Regions from separate parts of the Mus musculus genome. Here regions 1, 2, 3 and 4 are each linked to region 5. Evidence: chromatin loops called from intact Hi-C (ENCODE). Cell type or tissue: left cerebral cortex. All regions are shown on one strand. Region 1 holds the start of Ltv1 (LTV1 ribosome biogenesis factor). Region 2 holds the start of Vta1 (vesicle (multivesicular body) trafficking 1). Region 3 holds the start of Fuca2 (fucosidase, alpha-L- 2, plasma). Region 4 has its middle 69 kb from the start of Gm40603. Region 5 has its middle 7.7 kb from the start of Sf3b5.

What was found. Peaks named below come from ENCODE experiments on the same cell type or tissue, not always from the same donor. Only the 100,000 strongest peaks of a DNase experiment are listed, where the experiment ranks them.
Region 1: it touches region 5 in a loop (2.2-fold over the local background); 7 of 42 quality-filtered maps call a loop at or near these places.
Region 2: a loop joins it to region 5, with 9 times the contacts of the local background. A loop is called at or near these places in 6 of 42 quality-filtered maps.
Region 3: a loop joins it to region 5, with 4 times the contacts of the local background. A loop is called at or near these places in 3 of 42 quality-filtered maps.
Region 4: it touches region 5 in a loop (13-fold over the local background); 16 of 42 quality-filtered maps call a loop at or near these places.

What each region holds. Positions count from the first base shown.
Region 1 is chr10:13,190,973-13,195,972 of GRCm38, reverse strand. It overlaps Ltv1 (LTV1 ribosome biogenesis factor), which reads left to right and starts at 2,836. Exons shown (of 11, transcript NM_181470.4): 1 at 2,836-2,945; 2 at 3,734-3,865. The coding sequence starts at 2,943. In left cerebral cortex, a CTCF peak has its summit at 2,775; DNase peaks (open chromatin) are centred at 2,781 and 3,122; H3K4me3 peaks cover 1,265 bases; H3K27ac peaks cover 476 bases.
Region 2 is chr10:14,703,288-14,708,287 of GRCm38, reverse strand. Vta1 (vesicle (multivesicular body) trafficking 1) reads left to right here and starts at 2,799. Exons shown (of 8, transcript NM_025418.3): 1 at 2,799-2,938. The coding sequence starts at 2,827. 1700016L04Rik (RIKEN cDNA 1700016L04 gene) reads right to left here and starts at 2,679. Exons shown (of 6, transcript NR_045824.1): 1 at 2,615-2,679. In left cerebral cortex, a CTCF peak has its summit at 2,629 (motif pointing right); a DNase peak (open chromatin) is centred at 2,721; H3K4me3 peaks cover 1,540 bases; H3K27ac peaks cover 562 bases.
Region 3 is chr10:13,499,079-13,504,078 of GRCm38, reverse strand. Fuca2 (fucosidase, alpha-L- 2, plasma) reads right to left here and starts at 3,051. Exons shown (of 7, transcript NM_025799.5): 1 at 2,706-3,051; 2 at 821-1,008. The coding sequence starts at 2,911. In left cerebral cortex, no CTCF peak of the experiment used is centred here; DNase peaks (open chromatin) are centred at 1,558 and 2,911; H3K4me3 peaks cover 1,776 bases; H3K27ac peaks cover 681 bases.
Region 4 is chr10:14,389,077-14,394,076 of GRCm38, reverse strand. No RefSeq gene overlaps it. Among named protein-coding and RNA genes, the nearest start is that of Gm40603, 69 kb to the right of the region's middle. In left cerebral cortex, a CTCF peak has its summit at 2,647; DNase peaks (open chromatin) are centred at 2,646, 2,858 and 3,430; H3K27ac peaks cover 425 bases.
Region 5 is chr10:13,013,610-13,018,609 of GRCm38, reverse strand. No RefSeq gene overlaps it. Among named protein-coding and RNA genes, the nearest start is that of Sf3b5, 7.7 kb to the right of the region's middle. In left cerebral cortex, a CTCF peak has its summit at 1,900 (motif pointing left); a DNase peak (open chromatin) is centred at 1,883.

The DNA.
Region 1 (5,000 bases), 180 kb before region 5:
GAGAGAGAGAGAGAAAGAAAAGGAAAGGGAAAGAAAAGAAAAGGAAAGAAAAGAAAAGAGAAAAAGAAAAGAAAGGAAAAGGAAAGAAAAGAGAAAAGAAAAGAAAAGGAAAGGAAAGAAAAAGAATAGAAAAGAGGTCTGGAGAAATAGCTCAGAGATTAAGAGCACTGACTGCTCTTCTAGAGGTCCTGAGTTCAATTCCCAGCAACCACATGGTGGCTCACAACCATTTATAATGGTATCGGTATCTGATGCCCTCTTCTACTGTGTCTGAAGAAACTATAGTGTACTCATATGCATTAAAAAAATAAATAAATAAATAAATAAATAAATCTTAAAGAAAGTACACCTTAAAAAAAGAAAAAGAAAAGAAACGAAAGGTCTTTAGGCTGGCTTGACACACTCCTTTAATCCCAGCACGCAGGAGGCAGAGGCAGGATGATCTCTGAGTTTGAGGATAACCTCATCTACAGAATGAGTACCACAGCCAGGGATACACAGAGGAAACCCTGTCTCAGGAAAAAAAAAAAAACAACAACCCATAAACAATCATAAATAAATGCATTTTCCAAATACACTGCTGGGCTATCACAGGTAGACAGGTTGCAGTAGTGCTGGGACAACTCTGCGGTGGTTTGGGATGTTAGCTGATGTCATTCTTAGCTTTGGGGTTGGTGGAAACAGTGGTTGCAAGAATACATGTCAAATGTTTTACCTAATAGCCAAAAGGTTGCCAGGTCAGACCCAGAGGAGGACAATGAGTTAGCTACTAAGGGGGTACTGAATATAGGCAACATTCCAACTTTCCACAATCATGAAGTTCTAATTAGTCATTTAAAATCTTCAACACAAATATGGCTTTTTCTTCTGGGAATTTTGGGTTGCAGTAAAAATGCTCATAAGGGCACCTAATAGCCCCTCTCTCACAGAGTCATAGTGGGGAAATTGGTTATTCAGGTAGAATGCCAAATCATTAATTCCCATAAACAAATATTTATTGGGTGTGTGTATCAAGAACTAGATCCAGTAGTAAATAAAACAGATTGAACTGAGCCTGGTGCTTCCCATATAAATCTTGCTTTCAAATAGCAAAGAATGATGGCTAGTTAGCATAAAGATATGTTAAACTATATATGTACTTTACAAAACATTTTCTCATGACAAAACGTGTGGTTCTGATCTAAACTATTTCCATTATTTTTCTTGTAGAAAAAGAACAGTAGCCCACAAACATTTACAATGATAATATTTGGCTATAATTATAGAGACATTTCAACAGAACTCAAGACATTGAAGAAAAAAAAAAAACCACTAGCAATTGGGAATGAGAAAGCAAGCGTCTACTGATAGAATGTTGGATTATTTCATCACGCTCCTCTCCAGCATCCGACGGAAATCTTCCTAAGAAATTACACTTAAAATCCTATTTGCTTAAGGCACCACAAAATATGTGAGCAACAACTTGGGGGATGGAGATGTAGTCACAGAAAACGTGTTAGGGTGCTCTCCGAGCATGCAGGAAGCCCTGGCTGGCTTCAGTCTTCAGCATCACACACATCGAATACGCCCAACACTAGCGTGATGCAAGTAGGAGGATACGTAGTTCAAGTTGGACAGAAGGCTGGGCTACATGAGACACTGTCTCAAAAAACAAAAACAAAAAACCACCTTGGGTTTTTATTAGTTTTCATCTTAAAAAAATATGCAATCATCAGAGCTTCGGAATTTATTTTATTACATCAAATGCCCCTAAAACCAATAATCTTAGTGTTGTGATCATAAAAAGAGAAAGAGCTATTACGATAAGTTCTGGCGGGGTCTGGGAGAAGGGGGTATAGAGTTTATTCAGGGCATGGAGAGGGGAGTTAAGAAAGTAGACGAGGCAGAGAAAGGCAGAGAGAAGGAGAGAGTAGTGAAGTAGAGGCGGGCCATGACACATGGAGCAAGGGGGGGAGGGAATGGGGAGCAAGAGGGCAAGAGGCAAAAGAAAGGCAAATGAGAGAGGATGGGAGAGGGGGAGACAAGCAGCCCCTTTTATAGGGCCAGGTCTACCTGGCTGTTGCCAGGTAACCGTGGGGCAGCGAATACCTGGCAATTGCCAGGTATCTGTGGGGGTGGAGTCCAGACAGAATACCAACACTTATGGACTGTGCTAAAGGTACGGTTGGGAGTTGTTCATCAAAAAGATGTAATACGAAAACCCTAAAGATGTTAGACTCTGCCTATTGAAGCTAGGCCTTGGTTGGACATTGCTAGGCAACTGATTCCCCTTAGGTCAAGAAGCCAGGGAAGGCCAGGGAGTGGTGGAGCACGCCTTTAATCTCGGGAGGCAGAGGCAGGCGGATTTCTGAGTTTGAGGCCAGCCTGGTCTACAGAGTGAGTTCCAGGACAGCCTAGGGCTACACAGAGAAACCCTGTCTCGAAAAACCAACCAACCAACCAACCAAACAACCAAACAACCAAACAAACAAACAAACATATTAAAAAAAAAAAAAAAGAAGAAGAAGAAGCCAGGGAAGTGACCACTTTCCTGTCATGAACCTGCACAGCCTTGGTCTTGTTTTCGTTTGTTTTTGATTGTTTTTGTTTTGTTTGTTCTGAGTTAAGCACAGGTAAGGAATATCTGAAGCCCCAGGTTGGAACCTGAAACTTGCCCTCAGGTAAGTAGGCTACTCCCTGCCGCCACCAACTCCAGCCAGAAAGCCCCGCCCACTGAAGGTCCTGCTAGCCCCACCTCCCGGAAGTCCCCGGGAAGGTTCTGTCACCGCGGGCTCACGCAACTTCCGGCTACAGCCTAGCGGCTCGCCGGCGATTGGCTCCTTGCCCCGCCATCGTGTGACGTGCTGCCCTAGCCCTGTGGACCCACGTGTGGAGCTGCCGGCAGGTACCGGGGAGCGGCGGTTCGGCTGCCGCGGTTCCGGAGAGGGTGTCCCTGCCTCATCATGGTGAGAAAACCGCGGTGCTCCGGGAGGGAGCCGCTCCCTGCGGCTGACTTAGGCCACTGGCCGCGTGGCTTGGTGCCCCGAGTCCTGTCACTCTCCCGGCACCAGTCACCTTCGTCACCCCCGGGGCACTTCGGAAGGAGAAAGAAGGTTTCCCTTTCGCCAAACGCCCGGAGTTTCCAGTCCTGAAGGCTTTGGGTAACTCCGTCCCTGTGACGCAGAAGCTCCGCCCCCTGCTTCCGGGGTTCACTTGGGCCACTGGGTAGCAACTCTGGTTAGACCCAGAGCTGAAGAGCAAATACGAATGTATCGAGGAGTAAATCATCTGAACCTTAGTTGTCTGTGCCCTAATCTTATTTACTACCTTGTAGATGAAGTGTCTGTCTATATTTTCTTGTGGCAGGCTCCTTGTCTTGTTGATAAAACTTTTCGGGGACCTTCCCAGAGCACCCATTAAGAGAGACTTCAGGCATTTGCTTTTGATTTGAAAATCCTGTTTGATTTTCCCTCTTACTGATTTACTTGCTAAGAGCGGAGAGTTTCTCACACTGCCCCACATATTCCCCAGCACCTTTGAACAAGTGTCTCAGAGTAGGTGCCTAGCCAGGGTTTGTTGGCGAAGGTAAGTATGGATCCTTCAGGAGACAGGGACTCCTGTCCTGTCTGGCTTAGGTGTACAAATCTGAAATATCTGTTCACCCTCCACATGCTTAACTGAGTGTACCTGTGGCTGTGGCGTTGCCCACTGTGTGGGGGTTCTGTTTTATTGACCTTTCCTGATTATTTTGTAGCCTCACAGAAAGAAAAAGCCCTTTATAGAGAAGAAGAAAGCTGTGTCTTTTCACCTGGTCCACCGGAGCCAGCGAGATCCTTTAGCCGCAGATGAAACTGCACCCCAGAGGGTTCTCTTGCCTACACAAAAGGTAGGTCCTGTTCTGGAGCCACTACGTTTTTAGGTGAATGGTAGTTTTGTAGTCCTGAACATGGAACCCAGGGAACTTAAGCATGCCGGGCATTCTCAGAAGTTGGTCCTCTTAAAAAAATAAAAAAAAGAGCTGTGACTCAGTTTCCAGTTTCTGTGCTGATGTTTGATGTTGTGTATTTATTTTGATTGACAGGCTAAAGCATCTTTGAGATTATTAAATAAAGAGATCTTATAGAATATTAGTCAAGTTCACTAGTTCACAGCCTCCATCTGCACAGTATTATTTAGGCTATGGCGGTATGCTCAGTCTCTGCTTTCTCTTGGGATTCCCCCATATTACAGTAGTCTTCCATTTGCCCCCTCGTCTCTCATGTCATGAAATACAGAACATCCAAGCTCATGGATAGCTTTGGCAATCCTAGAGGGGCCGTGAGTAGGTTGGTTTATGTTAGCATCACACTTGTTAAAGATGGATAATGGAAACATTTTGGGGGATGCTGGAAAGATGGCTCAGTGTTTAAGTACTTGCTGCTCTTGCAGAGGACCCAGGTTCGGTTCCCAGCACCCATATGTAGAGTCACAGCCATCTATAACAACTGTTCCGGGGGTTTTGCTACTCCCTTTTGTCCTCTGTGTGTATTAGCTGCACATACACACTCATTAAAAGTGTAAAAAAACGTTTTAAGTATTTCGAGGCATTTGCCTCCCTTTAACTTTTCCTTAAAGCCACCCATTACACCACTTCATGAAAAGCTTTCTTTGGGTATAAGTACAAGAAACTATACTTACTGTCAAAGCTTCCAAATCTTTTCTTCTAAGCCTCCAGTGACATTTTTTGAGTGTATGTTACATATATTTCTTACCTAGATTTGCCATGCAGAATTGTCTAGTTGAAAGACTCGTTCTCTATGCCCCAGTACAGGGGAACGCCAGGGCCAAAAAGGAGGAGTGGGTGGGTAGGGGAGTGGGGGTGGGTGGGTATGGGGGACTTTTGGTATAGCATTGGAAATGTAAATGAGCTAAATACCTAATAAAAAATTAAAAAAAAAAAAGAAAGAAAGACTCGTTCTCACTCGTGTTATGTGTATGTGCTCCTGCTTCACTTTGTCTTTGAGACCAGGTCTGCGTTTTTC
Region 2 (5,000 bases), 1.7 Mb before region 5:
CTAATCATTTGACTAAATGATGCAACTTGACACTCTCCAGAAGACGGAGTCAGATCTCCTTATGGATGGTTGTGAGCCACCATGTGGTTGCTGGGATTTGAACTCAGGACCTTTGGAAGAACAGTCAATGATCTTACCCACTGAGCCATCTCTCCAGCCCATACTTTTGGTTTTTTGAGACAGTGTTTCTCTGTGTAGCCCTGGCTGTCCTGAAACTTAGTCTGTGGAGCAGGCTGGCCTTAAATTCACAGAGATCTGCCTGCTTTTGTTGCCTGGATGCTTGGATTAAAGGTGTGCACCACCCCAGCCCAACAATGAAAATTTTAAGCAGTCATTAACAGTCTCCCAAACAAAAAAGTCCAGGACTAGATGGGTTTAGTGCAGAATTCTTTCAGACCTTCAAAAAAGATCTAATACCAATACTCTTCAAACTATTCCACAAAATAGAAACAGAAGGAACACTACCCAATTCATTCTATGAAGTCATAGTTACACTGCTTATTTTCCCTTGGAAATGAAATGGTTTCTATCTAAGCAGGAACTTTTCACAATTTCCTTTCATAGAGGACTTCATAAAGAATTTCTTCTACTTCTATCATATTTAATGTTACAAATAGATTTTTTTAAATGTGGTTTAGTGCATATTACTTTTAGCTTCAGAAGACATTATGTATACTTAAGAGGCATTTAACTATTATAAATTATTTTGATGACTTAAAAATATCAATATTGAGTTGTATATTTTAAAATAAATTTTATTAGTTTAATAAAAAAGAAAAAAGGATGCAACTTGAATATGTATGAATATGAATCAGATTTTAATTACTGTAACAGGATATAGCAATGATAGATTTCTTCTAATCAAAATGAGCCCTTGCTGAGTTTAAAATAAATGAATGAATAAAGGCAAAAAAAATTAGACAACTTAAAAATTTCGCAACCAGAAATTAAAATGAAGCAATATTTTTTCAAAAGTTTGTCCACAAAGCAAGAATGAATGAATGAATGAATGAATGAATGAATAAGCTAGTAATGTTTACTACTAGATGTCCCTCCACTCCCCCAAGACAAGTTCCTGGCTGTCCTGGAATTCCCTCTGAAGACTATATTTTCCTAGACCCCAGAGATTCACCTACCTCTGCCTTCAGAATGCTGGGATTAAAGGTATGCACCACCATGCCTGACACTATTGAATTTTAGTGAATCTTTATGGAAGAACCTATAGCAATACGTCTCAAGCCATTCCATGTATAAAAAGGGAAGCAACACTACCATTTTCATTCAGTGATACTAGTGTTACTCTGGTGGTAAACCACATAAGGCAAACACTATATACCAATATTGGCGTTGAAAAAACAGGAAAGTTCAGCCGGGCGGTGGTGGGGCACGCCTTTAATCCCAGCACTTGAGAGGCAGAGGCAGGTAGATTTCTGAGTTTGAGGCCAGCCTGGTCTACAAAGTGAGTTCCAAAACAGCCAGGGCTATACAGAGAAACCCTATCTCAAAAAAACAAAACAAAAAACAAACAAACAAATAAAACCCAAACAAAAAGAAAAAAAATACAGGAAAGTTCAAATGAAATGTAAGTCCTTAAGGATGATACTATGCAATGGAGAGGTGGCAATAGATAAATAAATAAATAAATAAATAAATAAATATCACTGCTATAAAGAAAAGGTGGGGTGTGCTATAAAGTCAGAAGTGCAGACTCTCCTGGACTCTATCTTGTCAAGTAGTAAGACAGACTAATACTTTCCTAATGTTCATCATCTTCCTCCACTAATCAACTCGCATAGTTCACTAAAACAAGCACTAGCCATATCAGAGAAAGTATTCAATTCTTATTAGTTCGCATGTGTTTACCTTTCAAGTTTGAAAAGGACTGTCTATTCAGTCCAGTATTTGGACATGCAAATTTTAATCTAGTATTTAAACATAGTGTTTCTCATATAAGAATTTAAAACTTCTAAACTAAAAGCAATGGTTGTTTCCAGTTCCAATCTCCTTTAAGTACATGTTTTCAGTATCTCTTTACAGTTTCTAGAAAGGCTATAACGTGTACTTCTGTGTGTGTGAATGTATAAATTTTTATTTTGTGATCATTTTCTCTGTTAAAACTAATGACACCTCCACCCCCCACTCCACCCCACCCTCCCCCCCCCCCACCAAAAAAAAAAAAAAACCCACTGTGGCCCATCTATATGCATATGTCTGTAATCTCTACTAACTGGGAAGCCCTGGGTAAAGGATTTCAAGTCCAAAGCTTAGTTTGGCAATTTAGTGAGACCCAGTCTCATAAAAATAAAGACAAGGGAGAGAGTGAGGGAGGGAGGGAGGGAGGGAGGGAGGGAGGGAGGGAGGGAGGGAGGGAGGGAGGGAGGGAGGGAAGGGAAGGAAAATTTGAAAGCTGAGAAGGTAGCTTAGTAGTATATACGCTTGCCAGAATATTCCCAACAAAACACACACGCATGAGATAAAGAGAGGGGAGGGGAAGTTTTCCTTTCTCGCAGTTAAAGTCCTTTACGTTATTTTCCCCTTTCTTCTCTTTCATTCATTCCATGCAAACAAACAAACAAAAACAAAAGTTAAATTTAAAACCTCTATCTCCGCTTACCAGCAGAGAGCGCTGGAGCCGTGTGCGACACAGGAGACTCTCATTCTCCAAATAATAACTGCCTTAAACCAGGCAGTAAGTTTGTCTCCTTCGGGCACCCGTCGCGGACAAGCGTCTCAGCAACGGATGCGTGGGTGAGAATTGCCCGCTCGGAGGCGGAAGCGGAAGTATCTGTGACCGGCGAGTAGGAAGTAGCGCTTCCGGGAGTGGAGATGGCCGCGCTGGCCCCTCTGCCGCCGCTGCCCGCGCAGTTTAAGAGCATACAGCACCATTTGAGAACGGCGCAGGAGCATGACAAGCGGGACCCCGTGGTGGCCTACTACTGTGAGTCCCTCCGAGTCCCCGTTCTCCCGCCCGGTTGCGCCCCGCGCCTCCCTCCGCTCTTGAGGCCCGCCCCGCCCCCTGGCTTCAGACCTGAGCCTTGACCTCTGGCTCGGCCAGGAGGACCCCAAGTACTAGACTCCCTCCACACCCGGACCCCCGTCTCTCCAGCTTAGAGCCTCGGACACGCCTCCCGGCTGTTCTTTCTTCTGGGAATGAGAACCTCGATAGTCATAGGTTTCCCAGAGATGGGTGGGAAGGGAGACTAACAGAAAACATAACGAAAGCTGTGCATTAATCACGAGAGCTTTCAGGTCCCTTCCGAAACTCAGACGGTTCAGTGGACAGTGGCTACTACTGAAAATTTGAATTTGACTGTTCTTGACTTGTTTTCCGTACTCCTCATTACCACCAGTAAGAATTTGGAGTCATCCTTTAGCTATCCTGAAAGTTAAGAAGTTTAATGCCAATATTCCTAGTTTGAGATGTATATACTACTGAAGAGGACACAGTTTGAACTCCGTTCAGACATGCAGAGTTGGTGAAGTGGATAGGACTAGTAGTTTTATGTAAACTATGATTTGAATATTATACTCCTATCTTTGTTGCAAGAAATGACTGTACTCTGAGTTTCTAAAGAACTTTCAGAATACAGAAATGATGTGTCCTCTGTTGTGGACATTGTTAGCAAAAATCTGGACCAAGTCAAGCCTTCCCTTGTGGACATGTATGTACCTCATTTCTCAAATGTGCATGGATGTCCCCCTACCACCACCAATAATTGCCATTCTCCACTTGATTTATGATCTGAATTCCCACCTCTTCTGCAAGCCACTCGGTGGCTATACTTCATTTTTATAAAAATCATACCAGTATTGTTCCCACCATTCTTGTTCTTTTGATGATCTTCAAACATATCCTAATTATTGAGCCTTTTTACCTATTGACGAGCATTCCTAAGTACTGGGAAAAAAAAACTAAAACCCAGCTCCTGTGGTCCTAGGACTACTGAGAGGAGGGGCGTTTGAACAGTACGCATTTTATAATTTCAGGAACGGGCATAGAAGTGCCACAGTACTGTAGAGGGGACCTCATTTTCCTGTGTTCAGAAACACATTGCTCAGTTGACAATGGAAGCCAGACCTTTGTGCACAATTGCTGAAGAATATACCTTTAAAAGGAACAAAAGTCTGAAGGTCCACAGAGAAGTTTAAAAGAGGAGGAGTGAGGATTTGGAGAGTATAGAGCCAGAGAGAAGTTGGATACAACAAAGAGGCTGGCTCTGGACTGTGAACCAGGGCCCTTTGTTTCCCTCTAAGCCAATCCTTATTCATGAACCTGTAACTGTGCACCTTTGTCACTACCCAGGATCTTTTCCTTCCTGTGTCATTGTGGTCATTCCTGCCCTTTGTTCTAAGCTTGATTCCCCTGTTTTCTTTGTTTAAAACAACAAGAACCAACCAAACAAACAAACAAAAACAAGAGAAGTGCTTCTCATGTCAGTCCCCTAAAATTAAGCCTTACAGCTTCCTGTCATAGGTAAACTTGAAATGGGAGTCCACGCTTGTCCTCACCTTTTTGCCTGCTGTCATCTGGTTTTTATGGGTGTTTCTATTTCAGTAGCATCCCTTCTCCCTAGTCATGAATGGGCATTTTTATGACAAAGTCAGTATGGCTGTACTGCAGTTTCTGTTATGAGACCTGCATGATATCCATACAGAATTTAAGGAGCGACAGGAGGTATGCATGTACTCACATTTGATGTTACTGAAGTTTTAATTTTTGCTAACTTGGTGGCCCTGGATGCTGTCTCTTTGAAGTGATATTTGCAATTCTCTGAGACTTAATGAGGTTCAACATCTATTCACATGCTAATTAAGCAAGTGCTTTTCTTTTTAACTGCCTTTTGTTGCTTTTGCCCAGGCTTCTATTGAAATGTCACTTCCTAATAATATATACTAATCCTTTGTTGCATGAATTGCAGCTATTTTCTCCCAGTTCACAGTCTGGTTTTTCTTCAAGAAGTCTTTTTTTCCAAAATGCTTGATATAAATTGTCTGTCAGT
Region 3 (5,000 bases), 490 kb before region 5:
ACAGCAACAACAACACAGAGAGAGAGGGAGAGGGAGGGAGAGAGAAAGAACAGATGGACAGATGGACAGAAAGGAAAGTGCAACTATACTATACTCACTATATAATATATGTATGTATATAGATGGACAGATGGACAGAAAGGAAAGTGCAACTATACTATACTCACTATATATGTATGTATACACACACTCACTCACTCACTCACTCACTCACTCACTATACTCATTCTCTTCAACCAGCTTTAAATAAATCTAGTTATTTATTTAAATGATGTCTAAATTAGGGTTTCATTGCTATGAAGAGACACCATGACCAAGACAAGACTTAAAGCATTTCATTGGGGCTGGCTTACAGGTTAGAGAGAGGTTCAGTCCATTATCATCAGGACAGGAAGCACAGCAGTTTCTAGGCAGGCATGGTGCAGGAGGAGTCCAGAGTTCTACATCTCCATCCAAAGACAGTCAGGCGGGACTCCTCTGCACTGGGCATATGACCTCAAAGTCCACCCCAGCAGGAACACACTTCCTCCAGAGAGGCCACATCACCTAATAGTGCCTCTTCTCATGGGCTAAGCATATTCAAACCACCATAAATGGTTAAATGTGTACATAGAAATTGTGTCCATCTTTCCTCTCATTCTGTGAAACCAGCTGTCTGGATCCATAATGTTTCCAACTTAAGCGGAAACATCACTATCCACCTATGGCTATTCTGAGAAACCGGGTTTCACAGGACGGCCTTCCTTTAATGTCTCCATCCAAAAGAACGACCTTACATTTTCTAGCCCTTGTCAGCATATATCCTATGTGCCCTACTTACCTTCGTGATGTTTAGAAGTGAAGACCACATATTTGGCACCAGAGGCCTGGAGAATATCTGCCCACTGGTTTGCATTAAAATACTTGGCTGTAAATAGCACTACAAAATCTTCATACTTAAAACCAGGAGCATAATTATTGTTCATAAAGTCCACAAACTGGGGTTTCTTCTCCTTTTGCCAATACCACCTGTGGCAGAAAAAAGAAAGAGCACATGACCACACAAACACAGATGCTTAAAGTAATTCCTGGCTTTACCCAGCCTAGTATGAAGAATATGCACAGATTCTCTCCGCTTCTCTCTGTCCTGGTGGGTTTGCATTAAGGACAGCTTATGCAAACTGAATCTCTGGCCATATTCTCTGTCTTTTCCTTTGTGTAGTCCTCCTGTAACCCAGCCACCGATTCTCCAAATTCCCCACTTTAAGTCATGATATCATCTTTGCCTTCACACACTAGCTCACTGTGGAACTTAAGTGGCTAAGATTTCAAGACAAGACGACATACCTAAAACATAACTTGCATCGGTCCTAGTCAGTAACAGAAAACATTTTGGGTAGATAGGGAGAAACATTTCCAAGGGCCGGGCAGTTCCCACAGTTGGCACGGCCTTTGCCTGCCTGAGATTAGATTCAAAGCCCTCACAGGCAGCAAGCAGCTTGTCGTCTATCAGACCCAAAGTCACATGCCTACTTCAGAAACATCCCTCACCGCAACCCATGCTGGCTGGTGGATCAGACAGATAATGGGATCTCCTAGTGAAGAGAGAAGCTGGCTTTCAGGTTAGCGATAGTTAAAGAGTGAACAAGTTTGTGTTGCCTGTCTACCGTCATGTGACTATGAAGATACTGTGGGGTAATATATCTCTATTATTGCCCCTTTGCTCTGCTTTGGGTTTTTGATGCTTTAGCATTCAAGGATCTTCACGTCATAGCTGAACCAGGAAGCATTTATTGTAAATTTTCTGATTTTCTTTTTAATTACATGTGTGCGTGTGTGTAGGCGTGTGCATGTGAGGGGGGGGCTTTGGGAGCACGAACCCCCCCCCCCGGAACCAGAATGACCAGATGGTTGTGAGCCTCCCAGGGCGGGTGTGAGGAGTCAGACTAAGGTCCTCTACAAGAGCAGTGTCTTAGTTAAGAGTCTTACTGCTGTGAACAGACATCATGACCAGGGCAGCTCTTATAAGGACAACATTTAATTGGGGCTGGCTTACAGGTTCAGAGGTTCTGTTCATTATCATCAAGGTAGAAAGCATTGCATGGTACAGGAGGAGCTGAGAGCTCTACATCTTCATCTGAAGGCTGCTAGCAGAATACTGGCTTCCAGGTAGCTAGGATGAGGGTCTTAAATCCCACACCCACAGTGACACACCTATTCTAACACGGCCACACTTTCTAATAGTGCCACTCCCTGGGCCGAGCATATACAAATCACAAGCAGTATGGGCCCTTAACCAGTGAGAAATTTCACCAGCCCTTTTGAAAATTCTTCAAATTCTGGGACTGGTACTCCCTCAATCACGCAGGCATTGCCACTGCTATAGGGAGGCCCACCTGCAGAGTGCCTAAGAACTCCGGTGTGAGTTTGTGTGTGTGTGTGTGTGTGTGTGTGTGTGTGTGTGAGAGAGAGAGAGAGAGAGAGAGAGAGAGAGAGAGACAGAGAGACAGAGAGAGAGAGACAGAGAGAGAGAGACAGACAGAGACAGAGACAGACAGAGACAGAGACAGACAGAGACAGAGAGAGACAGAGACTGCCACTGTCTGGGGTGACATAAAGCCCAGTGTGAGTGTGTGTGTGTGTGTGTGTGTGTGTGTGTGTGTGCGCCCGCGCGCGCGCGCGCCCGCGTCCGTGCCCGAGCCCTTTGGGCAAAGGTATGCACTTACCAGAACCATTCACTACCAAAGCTGGGCACGGAGAACACTCCCCAGTGGATAAAGATGCCGAACTTGGCCTGGTCGAACCAGGCTGGCAGCGGGCGTCTGTCCAGAGATTCCCAAGTGGGGTCATAGCTAAGGGCTCTCGTGACCCCCCAAGGCCTCAGGAGCGGCAGCAGCAGCAGCGGCAGAAGCATCAGGAACCCCAGGCGCATGCGCGCCAGCCTGGGATCCTCGGGGGAACCGCCAGTCACCAGGGAAGCCGGGAACCTTCTCTGTCAGCCGCAGAAGCTGCCTAGCGCTGGCCTTCCGGCTTCTGCTAAGTGTACCCTGCTCCTGTCACCTGACCCAGACCGGTTTGGTCAGATGACTACTGTGATCTGGAGTAGGGAGTGGCCAGGAGTTTTAATGAGCTCTGGTTACTTAAGGACCCCAAGAAGGTTGCATTACTCAGGTGCACAACCAAGGAAGTCAGTTTTTGCCCACCCTCCTCATTTTTAACAGCCCTTGGCTCTGTTTCCCAGTCAGATCTGATCTACTTAGCCAAGACGCCCGGTTTGTCTGCTGTGAGACAAAAACCTAAAGGATGGTCTTTGACCCACGACCTCCCTCCCCAAGGACTCCTAACAGAAAACTCTCAAGAGGTCACCTCGACCACCAGGCCCTGGTGGCTTTATGTGTCAGAGCTGTCTGCCCTACCGTGGGACTGGAGCCTGAGACAGGAACTTCGTGGGCTGCTCAGGGCTTTTGAGGAAGCTCCCATGGCTCTCAGCCTTTGGGTCTGCCTCTGCCATCCTCGAATTTGTAGCCGATGAAATCCCAAAGTTTGGGTTCAGCCAATCTGGGTTCGGGTCCAAGATTTTACATTTCTACTCAGGCTCTTGTTATTTCTGACTTTGGTTGTTGGTGGAACAAACTTTTCTGAGAAACTGCGTTAGGAAATAAGGCAATCTTAGTTGAATGAATGTTTAAGAAGTTTGTATAGAAGGAGGGTTTGGGAACCTGCTGGGGTGGCTGAGTGCTTGCCTAGAATGCAATAAAACCAGAGTAGTGGTCAACACAGCAGTGTGGAAACAGAAACAGGAGAATCAGAGTTCAAGGTCATCTTCGACTACATAGAGAGCTACATGAGACGCTGTCTCAAAAATCAGGAAGGAAAAAAAGGAGAGGAAGGAGGGTTGGAGGGAGGAAAGGAGGGAGGGAATGAAAGTACGATCTGGGAGCCGTAGTTCAGTAATAAATGTCCTAGAGCTGTGTGTGTGTGTGTGTGAGAGAGAGAGAGAGAGAGAGAGAGAGAGAGAGAGAGAGAGAGACGGAGACAGAGACAGAGAGACAGAGAGAGACAGAGAGACAGAGAGAGACAGAGAGACAGAGAGAGAGGAACCTTCAGGTAGACTTAAAGAAAAGGAGCCAGTCACTTAGAATAATCATCAAAGTTACATCTTCAGGAACTGTATCCTAAAGTTATTTAAATGCCATTGGCCTAAAGCCGGAATCTCTACTGCTTCCGCTTTGGCAAAACCCTTATCCTTTTGTGGTACATTTCAAATGCCACCTCCTCCAGGATGCTCTGTGCCATAACCACCCCTCCCCCAATAACATCCCACTTCCTCCCAAGTGCCTCCATAGGACACCGTATCCTAACCACTAACACAGGAGTCCACAGGTGGTTTCAGAGTTGGCTGGCTAGAGATCCCAATCGCCTTAGACTGTGAGTTCCTTAAGAACACTTACAATCTCTTCCTGGGTGCCATGCTTTTCAGGGCAGCAGAGCCTGGCACAGAGCAACACTTACAATGTGTTTTCTGGAGTTGTCAGTGTACTGCAGTTCTCCTTGCTGAATGAACCAAGACGGAAGTGACACTAAGTAACTGTTGCTTGTGGTTCCCTCTTCTGCACAGCTAGGAGCAACAGAAGCCACTGTCTCCCCACATGTGTCTCACCAGGACCCCAGCACCACCATAAGAGACCTGGCAGAAGCAACTTACAGAAAGAAAGGTTTCCTTTGACTTAATGTCACAGTGTGTCTGTTGTGGGAGTAAAGGAGGTGGCAGGGGCATGGCTCCTGGAAACACTGTATCCTCAGCCAGCAAGTGGACAGCCATTAATGCTCAGTTCATTATCTCCTTTTAATTTTTCTCTCAGACCTCAACCTACTGTATGGTACCACTCACAATTACCACAGGTTTCTCACTGCAGTGTTTTGAAGAATAGCCCCCATTGGGTCAAATGTTTGAATGCTTAGTCCACCGTCAGTGAAACTGCTTGAGATGTCTCAGGAAATGAGACCTTATTGGAGGAGAT
Region 4 (5,000 bases), 1.4 Mb before region 5:
CAAAAGAGTGTGTATTTAAAGGATGTGTATCAGAATGTGAGTGTGTGGCAGTTGAGCGAGGTGTATAATTGTGCTGGTTTTTATTTTGGGAACTTATCTGTCAATCTTTGCATGTTTACTCTTGTGATATATATGCTAAAGTATAGACAAGAAGAAAGCAAGCCAGAGCTGATTTTCCTGGCTCCAAATAGTCCAGGAAAGCTTTGCAACATTTAGTGATCAACACTTAAACCTAACAAAAATAAATTTTCTTAGATTATAGCATGATCTCATGCGAGGGTATCGATAAGCTAAAATCTCTTATGAGAAATGGATTCATGGAAATCCTGCATTTAAAATAAAAAACAAAACACAGTTTTTGATCACACAACTTATGATGTTTCCTTTCTGCCAAACTGCATGGTTCCTTGAATCGTTTTATAACAAATGAGAGGAAACATACAAATCCAAGGTCAAAACTATGCTCAGATTACATAGAACTTTAGCCCCCATCCAATACAAAGCACCAATTAGCTATCTTAGGAGTTCTACTGCTGTGAAGAGACACCAGGACCAAGGCAATTCGTATAAAGGAAAACATTTAATTGGGGCTGTCTTACAGTTTCACCAGTTTAGTCCATTATCATCATGGCAGGAAGCATGGAGGTGTGTAGACAGACATGGGGCTGGAGAAAGAGCTGAGAGGTCTACATCTTGGTCTGAAGGCAACAGGAAAAGACAGAGAGCCACTAGGCCTGACTTGATCATCCTCACAACCCAGCTCAGTGATATACTTCCTCCAACAAGGCCATACCCACTCTAACAAGGCCACACCCACTCTAACAAGGCCACACCCACTCTAAATACTGCCACTCCCTATGAGCCTACGGGGACTACTTTTATTCAAAGCTCCCTTGCTCTGCTCTCAGCTTTTCAAAGATGGGAGCAGACAATGTCCAGGTAGATGCTCTGCCTAACCTTGCATGCTTCTACCGGAGGCTGAGGGCAGTGAAGGTGTGTCTGTTACCGTGCTAAGTACACTCCAGCAGCTAAAGGAAGCTCCTTCCACCACCACCCACCATAGTTTTCAAATACATAATAATGCTTTGGGTCTATGGCTGTACATGAACTATGCTCAGCTCTCCAAGACTTAGTCCCATCACTCTTTACTTAATAGTAGTGTTTATAGAGGTAATTATCCCTAAACAAAACAATAAATACACTAGAGATTTCAGTGTAAGCCCTCGGAGTCCCTATACAAATACAAGGAAGCTTCAGGTCTTTGCCAACCACGGTTGGTACAGTCTTGACCCACAGGAGGCAGAAACAGGAATTGCACAAGGTCAAAGGCTGCCTGAACTGTACAGTGAGAGCCAGCATCACAGAAAACCAAACGACGTAAAACCCTCCAGGGAGGGATTTCAACTGTGTGTCGCCCACTTGAGGTGACTTTTTAAACAAATGACAGACATTTGCAGATGAAGAGGAGAACTTAAACAGGGAAACTTTTCATGAGACTTGTCGTTATTCCCTTTTGCTATAGAAAGTTCAAGACAAGAGGCTCGGCAATATGTCACCCAGGCTTCCACGGCATGTTCCAGATGCAAGGTTGCCTTATTGGGCTCAGCTTTGCACATAGGACTTCTCCTAAGATTTTCACTTTGTCCTTTTTGTAGTCTACAGTTTCTGACACTAGCATGACCTTTCTCTCTTCCTTTCTTAACACCTGCTTAAGTCACACTGGCTGTCACTGTGTCCCCCTCCCTGCCTATATGTCTGCCTCATTTCCTGGCATTCCCTCACACCCCGTGTGACCTTTGCTTTCATCACATTGTCATGTCCTTAGTGTCTAAAATTATTGAAAAAACCTCATTTACCCATGTACACTCTCTACTCTACCATTCTATAAATAGCATATGATTTGATAGTCTTGTCTTAGGATAATAAAAACAGTAATAATATGTCCAGCACAAAACAACTTCTGTAACTTGGAATACAGCCCTTGGTAAGGATGATCAAAACCCTATCTTCCATTTGAGTGCTGCAAAAAAACCAAAAGCCCTGCACTTCACGCCAAGTGCTTATGCTAGTGTTATAGTTAAGTAGTTCTCAACCTATAGGCAGTGAACCCCTTTGAAGGTCGAATGACCATTTCATAAGGGTCGCTTAAGACCATTAGAAAACAGATATTTGCATTATGATTCACAAGAGTCATAAAATTACAATTATGAAGTAGCAACACAAATAGTTCTATGGTTGGGAGGGTCACCACAACATGAGGACGTGTGTTAAAGTGTCACAGCCTTAGGAAGGTTGAGAACCACTGGTCTAGGATAGCCTTCATCTCCAACGGTTTGGTTTAACCACAGTGGCAAAGTCCCTTCTTCAGTGGTACTTTGCCCCAGAAACGACAGCGGATAAAATCCGGAGAAGCCTCGCTTGTCAGCAACCTGTCTTCCAATCCTTAATCAATGGGAAACGTCTGGTAGAGAAGATATTGCTTTAAAAGGACAGCAGTCTAGATAGCTAGAGACACCTGGGTTTGTTTCTTCAAAGGTTTGGGGAGCTCACTGTGAAACACGGACTGCATCCTTCCATTCCTGCCATGGCTATATGAGTCCACTGGGTGACGCCCTGCTCCCTCCTTCAGCTCCTTCAGCCTGAAGGCAAACCATCTAAAGACCAGGCACTCTCTGGATGGTTGGGCTGTCTCTGGTGAGGGCACGGACCTTGTCATTTCTCACGGAATAGTAAGAGGATTTCTTTTATAAGACAATGAAATGATACTATCCCTCACTTTGATTCTCTAAGTACTGTTAAAGTAATACTATAACAAACAGGATTCATCACCTCAAGGATATCAATTTCAGGCAGGCGACTGTAAATATTTACATCACCAGCAGATGGCACTGTCCTATTAACAATAGACTAACAGCCCTAGACCACAGCGTTCTGCATCAATCCTGCAAGGTTGGTGATGCTAGATACTGCACTGCTCAGCTCTTGCGTGGGGTCAGCCTTGAAATCTTTGATCAAACAGCCGAAATGTTTGCTCCGTGCTTTTGGTGAACGCGCATGGTAAATGAAGAAAAGAGAAATGTCCAACCTTCTCTTTAAATTTCATTTTGCCCTTCCCTACTTGCTTAAAATCACATTTCTGAGAGAAAATGTTGTACTGAAAGGAAGAGAAACAAAATACGGCTAAAACTCCTTTCTTTTTCCTTTTCTTTTTTTAAATTGAAATAGATTCTTATCTCATACAATAGATCCCAACAAAACAGTTTCCCCTCCCTTCACCCATCAAGGACCTACTCCCTTTCTTGATCCCTTCAGAAAAGACCAGGCCTCTAAGAGACAATGACCAAATATAACAAAACAAACTACCTCAGACAAGGCAAAAGGCCTCACAGTGAGGCTGAACAAAGCAACCCAATAGGAAGGTCCCAAAAGTAAGCAAAAACGTCAAGAGATACACCTGCTCCCACAGTTAGGGGTCTCATAAAAACAAGCTAACAGCTCCATCGCATACACAGAGGATCTGGTGCAGAGCCACACAGGCCCCAAGCTTGCCACTTCAGTCTCTCTGAGCCCTGCTTAGCTGATTCTGTGGACCACATTCTCCTGGTGTCCTGAATTCAGACCCTCTGACTCTTACAATCTTGCCTCTACTTCTTCCACTGGCTTCCCTGAGCTCTGAGGGGTGGGACATGATGGAGACCCCCAATTTAGATTCTCTCTCCACATACTGTGTCTGCATCCACTCCCACCCGCTGCCAGTGGATGCCTCTCTCATGATGCCTAGAAACGGCATAGACCTATGAGCACAGCAGAATCTTAAAAGGAAACATTTCTTGAGTTTTGTTTCTTTTCGTTTTATTGTTTATTTTTATTTCGTTTGGTTTTGGTTTTGGTTTTGGCAAGTCAAGTTGGGTTCTACCCTAGGTCTCTGGACTATCCAGTCTCCAATTCCTGACCAGTGTCCTTCACGGGGACCCTCTAGTGGAGTGGGCCTCAAACTAAATCAGACGTTAGATGGCCACTCCCAGGAGTTCTGGGCCACCCTTGCTCCAGCACATTTTGCAGGCAGGACAGATTATAGGTCAAAGGTTTTCCGGTTGGGTTGGTGTCCATATTTCTCTTTCAGTAACCTGAAGAGTACCCTCCCACAACAAAGAGACTAGAAAGTCAGGGAGAAGGTTCCATGGAGGAACCAGCTCGACCGCTCCGTGTTCACTGAGCTGTGTGAATGTTCAGTGCTGCTGTTGTGCTCAGCACTGGGGCCCTGCTGTCAGTTTGCAGAGAGCAGCCCTCTGTTTGTGCATCAGCCTCAGTTGTTTGGGAGTCTCCCTGGGACCCCCTCAGCCAACAACTAAGCCAAATGCAACCTGGTCCTGCCATAGTTTTTTATTTTGTTGGGTTTGTTTGTCTGTCTGTTTGTCTTTCAATGTGCTTTTATTTGGTTGCAGTTTGCTGGGGGTTTTGTTGTTGTTGCTGTTTGTTTTGGTTTGGTTTAGTTTTTCTTTTCTTTTCTTTTTTTTTTTTTTGGTGCTGTTTTATTTTGTTTGCTTGGTTGGGGGATTGTTTATTGTATTTTAGTTGAGAAAGAATTGAAAGTTGGGTGGATAGAGGGGGATGATATGGAAAAACTTGGGCGAGGGGAAGAATATAATCCAAAGACATATTTAAATTTAAATTTTGTTTTAAATAATAAAATATATAATAAATTTAAAATGTTTTTGATGATGTTGGAAATTGAGACCAGGGGCTTGGTAGAGGCTAGGTAAGCACTCACTACCACCTCCAATTAAATGATCTCCATTTAGTATTGATTTAGAAATAAGGTTCTCTTAAGTTATTCAGAATGGTTTCAAATCCACCATATAGGCCAGGCTGTCCTCAGAATTGCAGTCCCATTTCTTCAGTCTCCCAAGTAGCTGGAATTACATGTCCTTGCCACCAAAGTACCTTTGGCTTTGATTGTTCTATTCTAGCTCTATATGAGACTTTTTTGGGAAAAATAG
Region 5 (5,000 bases):
AGGGCTGGGACTTGTTCTTTGTTTTGTTTTGTTTTGTTTTGTTTGCTTATTTGTTTGTTTTTAATGATTGAGAACTGTATTTTCCTTGTCAAAGGTGTGCCAAGAGGCTGCAGAGCAGTCTCACAAGGAGCTTCCGACCCGTGACTGGGGATTGCACAAGGACCAGATCTCTCAGCGCCTCCTTCATGGGTCCTTGCACTTCTTCCCCAAGGGTGTGATAGTCCTGGGTCTGTACCACAGCTGGCCAAGGGACAGTATCAAGAGGCTGGCATCTATTCACAGCACTGCCAGTTGGGCCAGGTGTAGACCAAGAAATCAAACTCTCATTGGTTAGCACAGTTTGCTCTGTGTTGAGCCCTGAGGGTCGATCCTCATTGCCGAGCTCTATGACCCTCAAGAAAATGTCAGTACAGATGGCTCCGTGGGAGCAGAAGCCCGAGAAGAGCATAGGTGTCGTGGGATATCCATCTTGATGGCTTTGGACCTGTGCTTACCACTATGTGGACCTCCATGAAAGAAGGCAGACGCTTCTCTGGCTAAGCTCTGGAAAATAAGAGCACTCAAGTTCTTGAGGACACCCTGTTTAATGAACCAAAGTGTCACTGCTGGGCCTTCTAGAAGTGGCTATCAGGCATTCGTGAAGGACAACCCTGCCTCAGGGCGCCACACAGGCCACTCACATCAACATGGGCCCCTGCAACAGCACTTCAGCCTGCTTTCTTATGGACTCCAGGTCCACAAGCCAACTGACAGCACCACCCACAATGGGCGGGGCCCCACACACCTCATCACAGATTTACCTACAGGACAATCTTAAGGATACATTTCCTCTCAGTTTGGCAGTTCCTCAAAAAAAAAAAAAAAAAAAAGGACTGAGGACCGAGTTATACCACTGCTGGGTATATACCCAGAAGATGCTCCAACATATAACAAGGATACATGCTCCACTATGTTCATAGCAGCCTTATTTATAATAGCCAGAGGCTGGAAAGAACCCAGATGCCCCTCAACGGAGGAATGGATACAGAAAATGTGGTACATTTACACAATGGAGTACTACTCACCTATTAAAAATGATGAATTCATGAAATTCTTAGGCAAATGTGTTTGCCTACTGGTCTAATGTCATAACTTGCCCAAGTCTGCTGAGATTAAATGAGATCATACTATGTAAGTCATTGGAAGAGTGATACTTGACAAATCCTAGAAGATGTGATGGCTACCATTCTAGGACTTAGAACTTGCTTTTCTAGCTGTATAAAAACAGGCGCCAGAGACTGAAGAGCCTTTTAATCCATAGTAAGAAATAAGAAATGATAGCCAGGTGTGGCGGTACAGATCTGCAACCTCAGAGCTCAGGAGTCAAAGGCCGGAAGATTGGGAGTTCAAGACCAGAAACCAGGCAACCTAAGACTGTCTTAGAAAGCAGGGCCATAGTTGAGATGTCTTGAGCCTAGCATGATGGACGGGCCTATAATCTTAGGGCAGAAATTACGTAGCAAGGCCCGTTCTCAAAAAAAAAAAAAAAACACCAAGCTGAGCTTGGCGGCACGCCTTTAATCCCAGCACTCCGGAGGCAGAGGCAGGCAGATCTCTATGACTTTGAGGCCAGCCTGGTCTACATAGTCAAGTCTAGGACAGCCAGGACTCTGTTACACAGAGAAACCCTGTCTAGAAGAACCAAACCAGTCAAACAACAACATACGCAGTGGTCTATAACAGAAAAGGATGATGTGGGTTTATCTAATGGAAACTGGCCCGGTGTGCTGTGTGGTATAGAGCAGTTTCCAAGTTTAGGCAAAGAAACTTGATTCCTTGCTGAAGTCAGCAGGAGTCCTTTGTGCAGAGCGGTTCTAAAAAAGTAACTCCTATCCTATACTGCCCTCCAGTGGTCAACACAGACATTACTCTAAGAATGCCTGAAACAACTAAACGTATTAGGACAGCTTTTTAGCTTCTGAGATGCACTTCATTTTCTGATCCTTAAATGAGAATTGTCATTACAAAATTATTTCCTCCACCATGAGTGTTGCCACTCTAACTGATAAAGATTCATACAGCTTTGGTTTATGTAGATGAGATATTTCATGTGGTCTCATACTCCTTGGTACAAGCCTCTAAGGTTTTCATATTTCTACCTTTAATCCCAGCGCTCGGTAGACAGGCAGATGGAACTCTGTGTGTTCGAAGCCAGCCTGGTCTACAGAGAGAGTTCTAGGACAACCAAGGCTATGCAGAGAAACCCTGTCTCAAAAACCAAAACAAAGCAGCACAAAACACGTGTATCTTTAAAGTCTGAGATAAAAACTGATGAATTGAGCCAGATGTGGCAGTGCACACCTTCAGTCCTGGCAGAGGCAGGTGGATCTCTGTGGTTTCTAAGCCAGTGTAGTCTACATAGCAGGTTTCAAGCCAGCCAAGGCTACACCGTGAGATTGTATCTGGAAACAAACAAACCAAACCAAAGAACTACTACCTACCACAACAAAAAGTACTAAATTATCCCAATAGTATTTTCCCACATTAAATCTACTTGGGGGTGATTATATAGTTGAGATTTGGACTTTGCAGCTAGAATAACTGGCTGTAATCCAGACTTAGTTACTATTGAGAATCCAGGCTTAGCAATGTTCTGGTTGGCTTTCTAATGCTGTGATAAACACCATGACCAAAAGCAACATGAGGAGGGAAGGGTACATTCCCCATCCAGTTTATCGCCTACCATGGAGGTTAGGCAGGCATGGACTCAAGACAGGAACGTGAAGGTTATAAGTCAAGCAGAGAGAGTAGGCTTACACTCAGCTACCTTTCTGTATCTTTCTTTCTAAAGATGAATTCAAATGCTATTTGCTTATTATGTGTGTGTATGCTTTGCCTTCATGCATGAAGGTGCCCACAGCAGACAGAAGAGCCCGTCAGATCATCTGGAGTTATCGTAGGTTATAAGAAATCAAACCTAGCTGGGCGTGGTGGCGCACGCCTTTAATCCCAGCACTCGGCAGGCAGAGGCAGGTGGATTTCTGAGTTCGAGGCCAGCCTGGTCTATGAAGTGAGTTCCAGGACAGCCAAGGCTATACAGAGAAACCCTGTCTCAAAAAACAAAAACAAACAAACAAACAAAAAAATCAAACCTAGGACCTCTGGAAGAGCAACCAGTGTTCTTAACCACTGAGCCATCTCTCCAGCCCTCAACTACCTTTCTTATCCCTTCCAAGGCCACCTGCCTCGGGGTGGCACCGCCCACAATGGGTGTGGCCTCCTATATCAATAATTAAACAAGAAAATGCCCCCTTAGACTTACCTGCAGGCCAATCCGATGGAGGCATTGACACACTCCTCCTCCTCAAGGCTCCTCCTTCCTAGATGACATTAATTTGTGCTGTTGACAAAGCTCTAACTGGTGTATTGAATCATCATCATCATCATCCAGGACTAACTAATAATAGTAATACATGTTCAGATAATAATGATACAGTTCAGATAACAATAAAAATGCAATATAATAAATAATCCAGGCTTGGCTAGTAAGCTATATATAACTCTGGGCAAATACATTTCTCTGACTCTCGTGCATGTGTTAAATAGAAATTATGTAAGCTAGACAATGAAGTGCTGAGCACACAGGGGCTTCCCAGCGTTAGCTGAGACTGCTGTGACAGGACGATGCTCTCGGTGATCTGCCTCTCCTGCATTACCTGTCTTAGTGAGAGTGGAGACTGTGTGAAGCACACAGTCCACAGCAGATTTCCTGGACTAAGTCCCGTCTTTCCACACTGACCCTTCAGCTTTTATCGGATATGTTCGGATCTGCCAGACACTGTTCACGAAATAAATAAGCTAATAAAACAGAATAAAATCTTTGACTTTGCCATTTTACAAGACAAACCCTAGCCGGCTTAAGCAGCCTTTCACTAAATTACTAAGTCCCGCCTCAAATTTTGCAGTTCTGAATGGATGCACTCCTGAGTTTAGTGCAGTGGTTCGCAACCTTCCTGATGCTGTGACCCTTTAATGCCCTTCCTCATGTTGTGGTGACCCCAACCATAAAATTATAATCATTGATACTTTGTAACTGTAATTTTGCTTCTGTTATAAATCACAGTGTAAATATCTGTGTTTGTAGGTGACCCCTGTGAAAGGGTTGTTTGACCCCCCCCCTCAAGGGTTCGAAACCCACAGACAGGTTTCGAGCCACCGGTTTAGCACATGTGTCACTCGGCTCTGTAGCTCCAGGCCTGCCCTCTTTTTCTCTAGTGTAAGTGTCATTACCCCTCAGGCTTTCTTGCTGCAGCCTCCAAGGAGAGTTCACCTGAGCAACACTTTGGATTCTGTATCAAGTTTTCTGAAGCGGTGATTCACAGTGCAACTTTTCCTCTCTGAGGAGAGTGGGGTGGAGCCGAGCATTGGCATTGACATGTTAATTGCATGAACACTTACAAATGGTTCTCCTTCACTTTGCCTGTGTACTCTCAATGCAGCATCCACAGGGTCCCTCCAAAGTAGCAATTTAGCAGCTTTCCCGAAGTGACAGCTCATTTCACTCATTTTTGAGAAAATATCTGTCAGATACCGAAGTATCTATTATTTAATCTACCATCAGTCACTCGGGAAACGCAGTAAGGTGCTGTGAGTAAGGTTGCATTTCAGGGAATCTGTAGTCAAACTCTTCCCGTAATCAAAACCCGAGTTCATTAGCGTTTTCTCACCACAGTTAATATTTGCACAGATTACACAAAAGCAACATCAGTAAAAGTGACTGGGTGCGAGTCAGGACAATGGCATCGAGATTACAGCAGTGGTGGGAACACTCTGCCTCAGCTGCTCGGTGGAAACGGACAGAACTGTTTCCCTTCTGAGTGTCTGAGCTGTAAGGCAAGCAAAGGGATGTGCCTGTAAACCCAGCACGCAGGAGGCCGAGGCAAGAAGGCAATGAATTGGCAGTCACTGAGACCATCCTAGGCTACATACAGCATTTGGGGGTGGGGGGGGTCCTTGATAAA